Regions from separate parts of the Homo sapiens genome. Here region 2 is linked to region 1. A link is a contact called in ENCODE Hi-C or POLR2A ChIA-PET data. All regions are on one chromosome and are shown on one strand. The core of a region is the stretch at or near the end of the contact, and the rest is flanking DNA. Distances in the headings are between cores, read along the strand shown.

Region 1 (5,322 bases), core at 1,188-3,687:
ATGTATTTAAATCAATTTCCATTGACTGGAGACCAGTATGTAATGTAATAAGCTCAAAAGACATGTGTGTTTTCTTCTGAAATTTCAAACATAGATGCACTTTACTGAAATAAAGTCTCCACAGGATTGTTTCTTGGGGCTGTTGTTGTTGTCTATGCAGAATGGTCTTGTATAAAGAGATGCATAACTTAGTTTACTGAAGCTGAATTTTCCATGGAAATTATCCAGTGCTTTCCCAATTCTCAGGCGCTTTATCTGACAGTCTTTCTTCCTCTAGATAATGGCTGGCAGCAGCCCACAGAGTGGAGGTTATATGGTGCACTTCTGAAAAAGTCTTGAATGGAGCCATTGTTCCCCTGAGATGGTCTGTGTGTTTCACTGAACAGAGAGCAGGGTGTAAAAAAGGCACCTTGTGTGCAACTGTTGGCGAGGTTGGGGAGTGAATTAAAATCTCCAGAAAGTCTGGGCAGTGCTGTTCAGAGGAGCAATGAACACTCTGGAAGTACTGTTAGCTCAGACATTCCAATGTGGTGAGGCAGCCTCGGGGACACGACTTCCCTCCAATCTCGTTTAGAGAGGGAGCCATGGGGCGAGCAAAGGACACTGATCTGGACCTGCTCTCTTTGCAAAGATTTGAGGAAGGCGCCCCTTTCTAGGGATGGGGCCACAGTGATTATCACACTTGGATAACTTTCCTGCTCAACGGACCTAGATTTGCCTTGCTTACTAATCATGCAATGACTCATTTGGAGGATTCAATGTTAACTGCTTGTGCATCTACCAGTTTGTAGCTATCTATTCCCATGTGCCAAATTAAAAAAAAAAAGTCTTTGGGGGTGCCAGGTGATGGATGAAGTTTGATATTATTTGATCATTAAATGAATTATAAAACCATAATATAATACTGTATATTAAATAAATAGCCTACCTTGTTTATTGTCAGTGATGCTACCTCTTTCCTCAGCCCTTTATTTACTTGTTCAGGATAACATAGCCTCAGGGATTGAGTAAATTACCACTTCTCACTGTCCTAGTGCTAAAATGCCAAGATCTTAAGGAACAAAGAATTTCTTTAGAGCCCTCTGCAGAGACCTTTCTGAAATCAGCTCTCCAGGGAGGCAATCATGTTAGTTTTCATTAAAGTCCTAGTGGTGAGAAAACAGCAAGACAGTTTAAGGACCAGACTGGCAGATTTTTCTTAACAGCAGGATTCTTTGGGCCTCCTGTGCTTTCTTGCTCCAACCTCTCCTGTGTTCTGGAGCCTCCAAGAAGGAGAGATCACTTTTAAGAGGGACCCGAAAGAAAGGGTCAAACATGAGCAGGAGGAAAGTGTGTGGGAGGAGATGCTCCAGGTAGAAGGCTCAGCTTAAGTTCAGGTACAGAGCTAGAGTGGGAGAGACATTCTGTTGGGTGATCCTTATTAGCCAGGGCATGCTGGGTTACACAGCCATGGAGAGTTAGTTTGGAGGGCAATAGGGAGCCAGTGAAGTTTTCTGCATAGATTAAAGTTGTAAAAAAGGAAGAATAATACAGCGGTGGTTTGAAGGATTGATTTGGTCCAAGGGAGAGGACAGTGGGAGGCGATATGGGCCACAGGAATGGGTCCTGATCGGATGTAGGAGAAGAGGTCAGGCCTAGGGAACGGTCTTCCATTAGAACAGGTAGAGGGAGGAGGCACAGGTTTAGGCGAAAGGGAGGAGGATGATGATTTGATTTTTTTTTCCAGGTCCTTGGCTCTCCTAAGACTCATAAAAGCCGCTCCAGCGGCTAAGGAAGTTCTGTGCAAAGCCTGTAGTTTCTAGTTGTGAAGATCTTCAGGTTTGCTTGAGCAATGAAAGAGTACTGGATTTGGAGTCCGCAGTCCTGGATGGCCACCATTACCAGCAAAAGGAGTATTTCCGGAGCCTGGCACAACGCTGGGCACATTGATGGGGCTCAATGAATATGTATTAAATGAACGAGTGACAGAACAGATTCGAGACTTGGTGCTGCCATCTACTACAGAGACCTTGATCGTGTCCTTTATCTGCCGTGAACCTCAGTTTCCATATCTGTCAACCAGGGGTGGTTCCCTGGGGTAGTGTGAGAGTAAATTCCCGCCGCCTGAGGTGTGCAGAGTTCCCGCCCTTCCCGGAGCCGGGCGCCCCAGGAGCGCTCTCTCTGGCTCCCGCCAGAAAGGATGGCTCCTAGGGGTCAGGGCCAGGGGTCTGGGAAGGGGTCGCGCCGCCAGCAGCCAGCTCCGGGGGAGGCGGCCGGGTCCTCGCTCCGCGCCCGCCTTCCCCGCGCGGCAGGAGCCGGGGGCGGGCCCGGCACAGGCCGCTCCCCCGCCCGGCCGCCCGCGGTGGCGCTAGCGGCCTCTCACCCGGGGCGGGCGAGTTCTGGGAAAGCCCGGCCCAGGGCGGGGGCCCCGCTGCCGCCCGCGCAGCCGCCGCTGTCCGGGCAGCGCGCACATCTCGGCGGGAGCGGACTGTGAACGGCGCGGGTCCACACGGTAACGCTGGGCAACGTGGGCAACGCGGCGGGCGGCGGGCTCGCGCGGCGGGAGGGGCAGCGGCGGCGCGCCCGGGCTCTACCTCCCGGGCTCTGCCTCCCGGGCTCTGCCTCTCGGGCACTTGCCTGGCTCCTGCGCGTTCCTGGGCATCGGCTCTGCAGCTGACACACAGTAGCGGGGACACCCGACGCCGCTAGCGACAGGCGCGCGGACGGCTGGTCCCAGAGGGACGCTGCGCTTGGGGACGCCGGCGAGACTCGCCAGGAGCCAAGAGGTGAGGAAGCGACTCTGTAGCTCGGTTCCTGAGGACTGGAGAAAGGGAAGGATGGGCTGGTTCTCTCCCAAGGCAGTCGACCCGCCTAAGGGAGCAGCCCGACTCCGCGTACCTGGCGGAAAAGTGTCCTCGCGCTCCCGGGGGACCCGAGGCGGGCGGTCCTCCAGGGCATGCAGGCCGCCCTCGCAGGGGCTAAAGGACACCCTGCCAGTGCCTTCACTCCAGACGCCTGCCTCAGGTCGCCCCTTCGTGTTGTGAATACGGTGTGGAGGTGGCCAGTGCAAAGAAAAACGTAAGCTCTTTTTGTGGCGGTACTTAGCAGCGGTATTTCAAGGAAAGTGCTCAAGAGATTGTTCCTGGAGAGATTTGTGTACATCAAGTCCTAGAAAATACAATATTGGACCAGGTCCCGCTCTAACTGATAACTAGAATAGCTAGCTTTGCCTTCAAGTCCTTTAATGCTACAGTAATAAATACACTAGAGCAAGAAGTCTTCTGTCGTGGCGAATGTTAGGTGCACAGCGTAAATTTGTGGAAGCTTTCGCCCCTCGCTCTGTATTTAAGCCATCAGACACTGAGTTCAGCCGACTTAACCAATTATTCAGTGTAAGACTCATTTAGTGATTAATCAGTGTCATTTTAAATAGTGAGTTCCCTGAATACCTGTTAAGTAGGATTCACGTCTTCGAAAAGTTTTATTTGCACGAAGGTCATAATTTCAGTTGCATTATGCAAAATTTGCCCGTAGGTCTTTTAGATCTCTGCAGGATTGGTATGTTTTCATGTTTCTTATACCCCCCGTAGAGGTAGGGCAGGGCCGCTGCCACAGAATGGGCACTACTGAGGCCAAGAATGCTTGACCCCACTAGGGAGAATTTTTGAGAGCCTGACTTGGGAGGTGGAAGCAGGTGACCCCATAGGTGCTTGTACAGGTGCCCAGTTGTCATTGAGGAGAGAGGTGGACTATCTCTAGGTTATTGTATGCATCGATGTCTTCATAAATACTTTTCTGAAGAATGTCTGATGGTGTTGTCATCTAGACCATCTGATGGCACATCTTCCCCCACATCCACCACTCTAAAGTCTAACCATCCTTCAAACTGTGTTTTGCTGGTGGTGTGAGGCTTTTCCTGAAACAGCCAACCTCCCCCTGCTCTGATTTCTGCAGCATTTTTTCTCCAGGGCCCTTTCTGCTCTCTACCTTCTGGGAGTTATTTATGTAGATGTCTCATTTTCCCTACTGAAGGCATTTGCTGTGGCTTTCATGGCAAAATGCTTGCACCTAGAAGACTCTAGAGATAATTGTGGGCCAGTATTAAATCTTAAGACTTTGGTTTTACAACATAAATATCTACTTTGGAGAAGGAGATAATATAATTGAAAGGAGCTAGAGGAATGTATAATGTTTACCATTAACACTATCCTTTATTTACAGCCCCATGGGGGAAATTCCCTTTATACCCAGGAGCCATGTCTTACCAGGTAAGAAGCCAGATTGAACTGGAGGGACATTCTTCCAGTCCTCTTAGTAACATAAACTCCTGGGATGTGGTCCAAGTTTGACCTGTCATTAAAAATTCCATACTCCAGTGGGTTAGAAGCTAGATTCCAATGAAGGCGGTTGGTTTTGTTTTTCTATTTACAACCATTCTTAGTCACATTCTTCTCTGGGCTTTTGTTGTATACTTTAAAAAAACTGTTTGATGTGCAATTTGTTACCTGTAACTTTCTAAATGAATAAAAGAAGATTGAAAAAATACTGTGCATGGTGGAAGAGTTTTCTAAAGTAGACAGCAGGGGACGTTTCCCATGCCTGGGCAAGAGGAGGGATTTGCACAGAGTGAGGCTTGCTGCACGTGTGTGTGTGTGTGTGTGCGCGCGCGTGTGTGTTCCACACACCTGGCTGACAGGCGCCTATATAGGACAGTTGCTTTAGTCTTAATGCCTTCTCTCTCTGCCGGAACTACTTCTGCGGTGGAAGAACAATAAAACAGAGCTTCTGGGTTCAGAAGGAGAAGCAGAGGAAAAGCCAAAAACAGTAGAAGCAGCTAAGAGTGTGAATTTGTTTGCTGAAGTTGCTTTCCTCCCAACGTTCAGTTGAGATCTGTGGCATTGAGCAAGTAGGGGTTTGGTTGAGGCGAGGGAAGACAGGTGATTAGGAAACATGGTGCTTCTGGAAGAGGGGTGGAAGGTTCTGATAGGGTTTTAGGGAAGCATGTGATTTAGTTATGTAAGGCCCAAAGAGGAGAGTTGGAGATGGAGGAGTAGGGAATGGAGAAAGAGAGGAAGACGATATCAAAGATGCATTTTGTTATAGGCCAACCATGTGGCCTACAAAGAAGGGCAGAACTCTCTCTAGCATCATGTGTTCCTCTCTGCTCCCTGGATGCAGAATGCAGGGTTTTTACCGAGGCTATAATTCATCTGTGTTATGGCTTAAATAGATTTTCGTGGGCCAGATTGGGAACCAAGCCCTCGGAGGCTACATTGTCCAACATGGTAGTCACTAGCCACATATGGCTATTTACATTTGAATTGAAATTAGTTAAATGAAATT
Region 2 (5,003 bases), core at 708-3,207, 49 kb after region 1:
TTGTAAAATAAAAGCTAAGAGTGGCTTCTGCATTTTTAAATGGTTGAAAAAAATCAAAAGAAGGATACTATTTCATGACATGAAAATTATATAGAATTGAAATTGTATTGCTCATTAATAAGGGTTAGGGAGCACAGCCATACTCATTCTTTTATGTATTGTCTGTTGGTGCTTTTACCCTCTAATGGCAGAGTTAAATAGCCACAACAGACACTGTATGACCTGCAGAAACTAAAATATTTGTTATCTTGTCCTTTACATGAAACCTTTGCCTATCCTTGGCTTAGAACATCCCTCGCTACCTGGCTAACTCCCATTCAGCTTTCAGGCCTGAGCTTAGTTTCACTTTCTCTTGGTGGTCTTCTCTGCCAGCCCCCAACTCCCACCCTGGACCCTAGGCCAGAGTTTCTGACAGTCAGTGCTCAATATGTATTTCTCGAATGACTCTTTGAATTATAAATGAAGAAGGGCGGTTTCCACCCACTTCTGCTGTCTCCTTCTTTCCTTCCCCAGAACTACTGCAGGCTTGTTAGCTGTCCTCCGCCTGACCCTCAGAGCTTGGAACCAGTTCTTTTGTGCAATACCTGTAGGACGGAATCAGGATTTTCCATTGAAATTTGAAAGGATCTTTTTCAGTCCTGCAAACCCAGCAATCCATGCTTGTCATCTCCCCAGACTTGGCCTGAAAGGTCATGTTTGCATCTCCTTGTCCCTGGCTCCCCATTTCAACTGGCTGTTAGAACCCTTGAGAAAGTTTCTGGATCCTTTTTGCTTACAAGGGAACACCTGAGACAGCTGTGTGCTTCAGTGGGCCAAGAAGGAAACACGCCTCCCGATCTCAAGACCCCAGAGCTCTGTCTCTGCTCTTCAGAACCCCCAGTGCTTCCTAGACAGAATTTTCCACATGGACTGGAGGGAATCTAGCTTCTGTCAGTGGGGGTTCGGGGATGGACATGGTGGTGGAGGGATAGGGACAGCATGCTGTCGTTGTAAGTTGGGGAGATCATTTCATTCCTGGGGTTTGGAAGGTGTTTGTCTAGTTCCTTCAAACCATTTGACACCAATACTTTTGGTAAGAGACCTGAAACAGCACCCCTCTCTTCTAAAAAGAGCCAAGTACTAATTCCAGCTCTGCCATTGGCTGCTTGTGTGACTTGAGCAAGTCACTTTAGGGCCGAGAATTTTAGGTATTTTTCAGTATTAAAAAAAGAGGGAGGGCAGACATGTATTCATTGCCTGCTGTATGTCAGGCACTGTGTCTATAATTTGCATATAGTAATTTAACAAATTATAAATTAACACTTCCTCTTAAGTCTAAAATTGTGCCAGTCTGTGGCTTCCTGATTTAAATCCTGACCCTGAGTTTCAGGTTGAGTATTCTACCTCCCTCAGCAATGCCTCCTTGAGGTTTGATTTGGAATGAATCTTGTGACTCACTCCCTGACGCTGTGTAGTAGAAGGGCAGAGGATTTGGCTAAGCCTGGAAATGTCTGTAGAAGTAAGATGGTAAGTACTGGCTGGATGCTTTCTGTGTCTTACACTGGGCTTCCCAGATGTCTTGTCTTTTATCTTTTCTTTCCTTTCATTCTCATGGCGACTGTCTATGAGGTTAAACACCCCCATTTCATTGGGTCCTGTGTGACCAATGTCACACCATGTTAGCACTTGAACCCAGGTCTGGCTACCTCTAAAGTCCATACTCATAACTGCTCCTAAGTTCCTCTGGAAGATTCTGATGCAACTTACCCCTATAACTTGGCAGAAATTCTGTTCTCTTATTAAATGTGCAAATGTTGAGCTGGATGAGTCCCTGAGCTCTTTTTTTTCTTCAAATGTGAACTGGGTGTGACTTTTGGATGAAATGGGAGATGCAGGGAACAATACCAATTCTTAATGCGAGGGGTGTGTTGTCTATTGAAATGGCTAAGATTTATTTTTTATGACTCAGCCTGCTAGGAGGAGGAAACCAAGCCCCAAGGTTTGAATGTTTTACAGAATTGCTATAATTTAGAAGTACAGTTAAGAAGTTTTATAAGTAAGTAAGCAAGAGCAAAGTCCAAAGCAAACTGCACACATCTTGAGTCAGAATCTATAGCTTATTCACAATCATGCTGAGATACCCAAAAATACTGGCAACGTATGTTAGTATTTTTCCATTTTAATTTAGTTTTCTGTGATCTCTCAGGGTTCTGACCAACCGACCTAAGTATGAAAGACATGACTCAGTAGCATTTCTTTCCATAATCACACCATTAGAATGAAGTTTTCACCTACTTCACAAGGTTGTGAGGCGGTAGGAAAAAGATCTAAGCGTGTTGTATATTAAAGTGCTTGGCAAACACTATTTAAACCTCCCTGCAAGTATAACTTTTCTCCTCTTACTCCATGCTCTAAAGGATTCAGAGTGAGGCACCTGGAGGAAAAACAGACACAAAACTACAGAGGAGGCAACAAAACAAAACCAGAGGCACCCTGTTTTCCTTTCATAAATGCTGCAAGCGCAGTCGAACCCGCTATGGAAACCCGACGCTTTGGTTTGCCTTTCAGGGTGCTGGCATGAATGAATAATAACTTCATTTTCAACTTGAGATTAGATAACTTTTATCACCAACACCTACTTCATTTTATCCCTATGTTTTAATAGAATAAGGAATAGAGAATCAATTTGTTGGTAGACCATGCTGAGTAGCTTAGCTTCAGAAAGATTTAGCACCAAATTATAAATGGTGACACTTTAATAGTGAGTGTGATGTGCATTGGGAGCCAGCCTGTGGGAGTTTGGCAGTTGGAAAGCCCCATAGCTTCATTTTTTCCAGATTTTTGTACCCTTCCATCAGATAGTAACTCCTTAGCCTTGAGAAACTCTCTTCCAGGACAAGGGGAAAGTTTATTTGAGTTCTAAATTGTTTAATAGCAAATGCATTATTTGTCTCTTTAATGAGACCAAGAAAATGGCTTCAGACCCTGGTTGAACCAGCCAGTTCTCCTTTTGATGGCCACAAACCAAATATGGGCAGTGTAATGATGGTATGACTCTGGCCTGACTAATATTTTTGTGAGGAGAATGCCATTATTATGGTGACCATATTTTCCAAACAAAAAATTGGGAACTTTTTATTCAGAGGAAAGAGGGGCAGAATATTTGAAATTGAGACTGACCCAGGAAATCCAGAATGAATGGTCTTGGTAGCTATTGATCACAGCATAAAGGAAAAAGAATGTGAATGAACCAGTGCAAATCTAATTGGTTGCTAGAAAAGTCAGGAGCCTCAAAATGAATGACTTGCTAGTGGTGGCAAAGAATCACCATCTACATGCAAAGAAAACACATTAGATGCCCTGAGAATCCAGTGACTGTTTTTCTCAGAGTTTTTATTTTTCTGTATTTTTGCCGAGTACATTTAGTAGCTACCATGTTTTGGAAATGTGAAAGTAATGAAATAGATTTAAACTCCAGGTCTTGCTCAGCTAAATAATGTCCCTTTCCAAGGAATCACCTTGAAAGGTTGTCCCCACTTTCCATTTATGCTGCCATTATGCACAATGTCTCAACCCTTGGATTGAGATTTTTAGAAACAATCCATTCAAGCATCCTGGCTAATGGTGGTTTGGGTCCATATTGACATGTGATTATAAAGGACAGGATTGGTTTTATTAGAGATCTTAAAAACTGAATGGAGGTGAAAGGAGATGTCTGGAAATATTTTAAGCAAAGGTAAAACTATATGTTTTGTATACAAAACACAAACTTGAACACAGACTTGGCCGTTGCTTCACAGTCCTGGCCATGGCTCTCTTCAGTGTTGATGGACAGTTCAGAGGCACTCACAAACTCAGAATGCAGCTTTGGTTTGGACTGAGCCTCATGGGCACAAAGCTCATGCCAAAGGGCAGATTGGAATTTAGCCCTGTCTCTTCCACCTTCCTCGGCTAGATGCCCTTCTACAGGGCACAACCTGCCCAGCCCCACATGGTCATGCTAGCTAGAAGCACATGGAACAGAAGCAGAAGAGCTTCTGAAGCCCAAAACTTCGATTTTTTTTTCTTGGATTCATACATTATATGCTCAGAACAGTGGAGTCTGTTGAGTTCCAATGGCCTAAAATATGAAGACATTAAATTAATTCAGGTGAATGCTTTTCTACATGAATATAAAATAATTATTTGGTAACTTTACGAACTATAGATTCTTGAGCTAGCTCATCTTTTTTAAAAATTTTTTATTATTATTTTTTCTTTAGAGACAGGGTCTTGCTCTGTCACCTAGGCTGAAGTATAGTGGTTCAATAATAGCTCACTGCAGTCTGGAACTCCTGGGCTCAAGCAGTCCTCCTGCTTCAGCCTCCTGAGAAGCTGGGATTATAGATGCATACCACCATGCCCGGATAATTAAAAAAATTTTTTTTGTAGAGACTGGGTCTTGTTTTGTTGCCCAGGTTGGCGTCAAGTAATCCTCTTGCCTCAGCCCCCTGAGAAGCTGGGAATATGGGCTCGTGCCACCACACCTGGCTAATCAAAAATATATATATATATTTTTTGTAGAGGTAGGGTCTCACGTTGTTGCCCAGGTTTGTCTCAAGCTCCTGGCCTCAAGTGATCTTTCCGCCTTGACCTCTCAAAGTGTTGGGATTATAGGCATGAGCCATGGTGTCTGGCCTGGCCCATCTTCTATAATCACGTTCAGTCCCTTGCTTTATGGATAAACTGGCCAAGGCCCTAGACAGGTGAAGTTACTTGAACAGGTTTACATAGCTAATGATGGAAGATCCAGAACTGGAATCAAGGTCTCTATAGACTCTCTCTCCTCATCTCTAAAATATTATAAAAAATACATTTCTGATACAAATAGCTGTGTCACCTAGTAGGTTCTCTGTTGATGTTGGCAGATTCTGAACCCTAATGCCTTTACAGTTCCTGGGATGCATACATTCCTGAAACAGAGCACCAGCCCTGGAAGAGTTCATGGTGGGATAGTGGAGGCAGACATGTCTGTCTCTCACTTA

What was found. Hi-C counts contacts between places; a loop is a spot of excess contacts on that map. ChIA-PET counts read pairs that join two places held with the same protein, here RNA polymerase II (POLR2A). Pooled maps may share reads with other maps.
Region 2: a loop to region 1 is called in a map of PC-3, with 8 times the contacts of the local background. The contact joins the enhancer-like site here to the promoter of PLCE1 in region 1. A Hi-C loop is called at or near these places in 7 of 168 maps with a recorded cell type or tissue (Calu3, HCT116, PC-3 and 3 more) and 3 of 50 pooled maps. POLR2A ChIA-PET finds 5 or more read pairs at or near these places in 6 of 52 experiments (A549, AG04450, Caco-2 and 3 more).

Annotation. Positions count from the first base shown.
Region 1 is chr10:93,991,494-93,996,815 of GRCh38, forward strand. PLCE1 (phospholipase C epsilon 1) reads left to right here and starts at 2,438. Exons shown (of 33, transcript NM_016341.4): 1 at 2,438-2,765. It overlaps LOC105378438 (a long non-coding RNA gene), which reads left to right. Exons shown (of 4, transcript XR_946215.2): 4 at 1,727-2,226. RefSeq lists a silencer at 2,252-2,541.
Region 2 is chr10:94,040,779-94,045,781 of GRCh38, forward strand. All of the region lies in intron 2 of PLCE1 (phospholipase C epsilon 1), which reads left to right. Among named protein-coding and RNA genes, the nearest start is that of PLCE1, 49 kb to the left of the region's middle. Within about 2 kb of position 1,958, at least 4 of the 41 ENCODE cell types and tissues checked have a DNase peak (open chromatin) inside an H3K27ac peak, as active enhancers do; they include PC-3 and PC-9, where a contact is called at or near this core.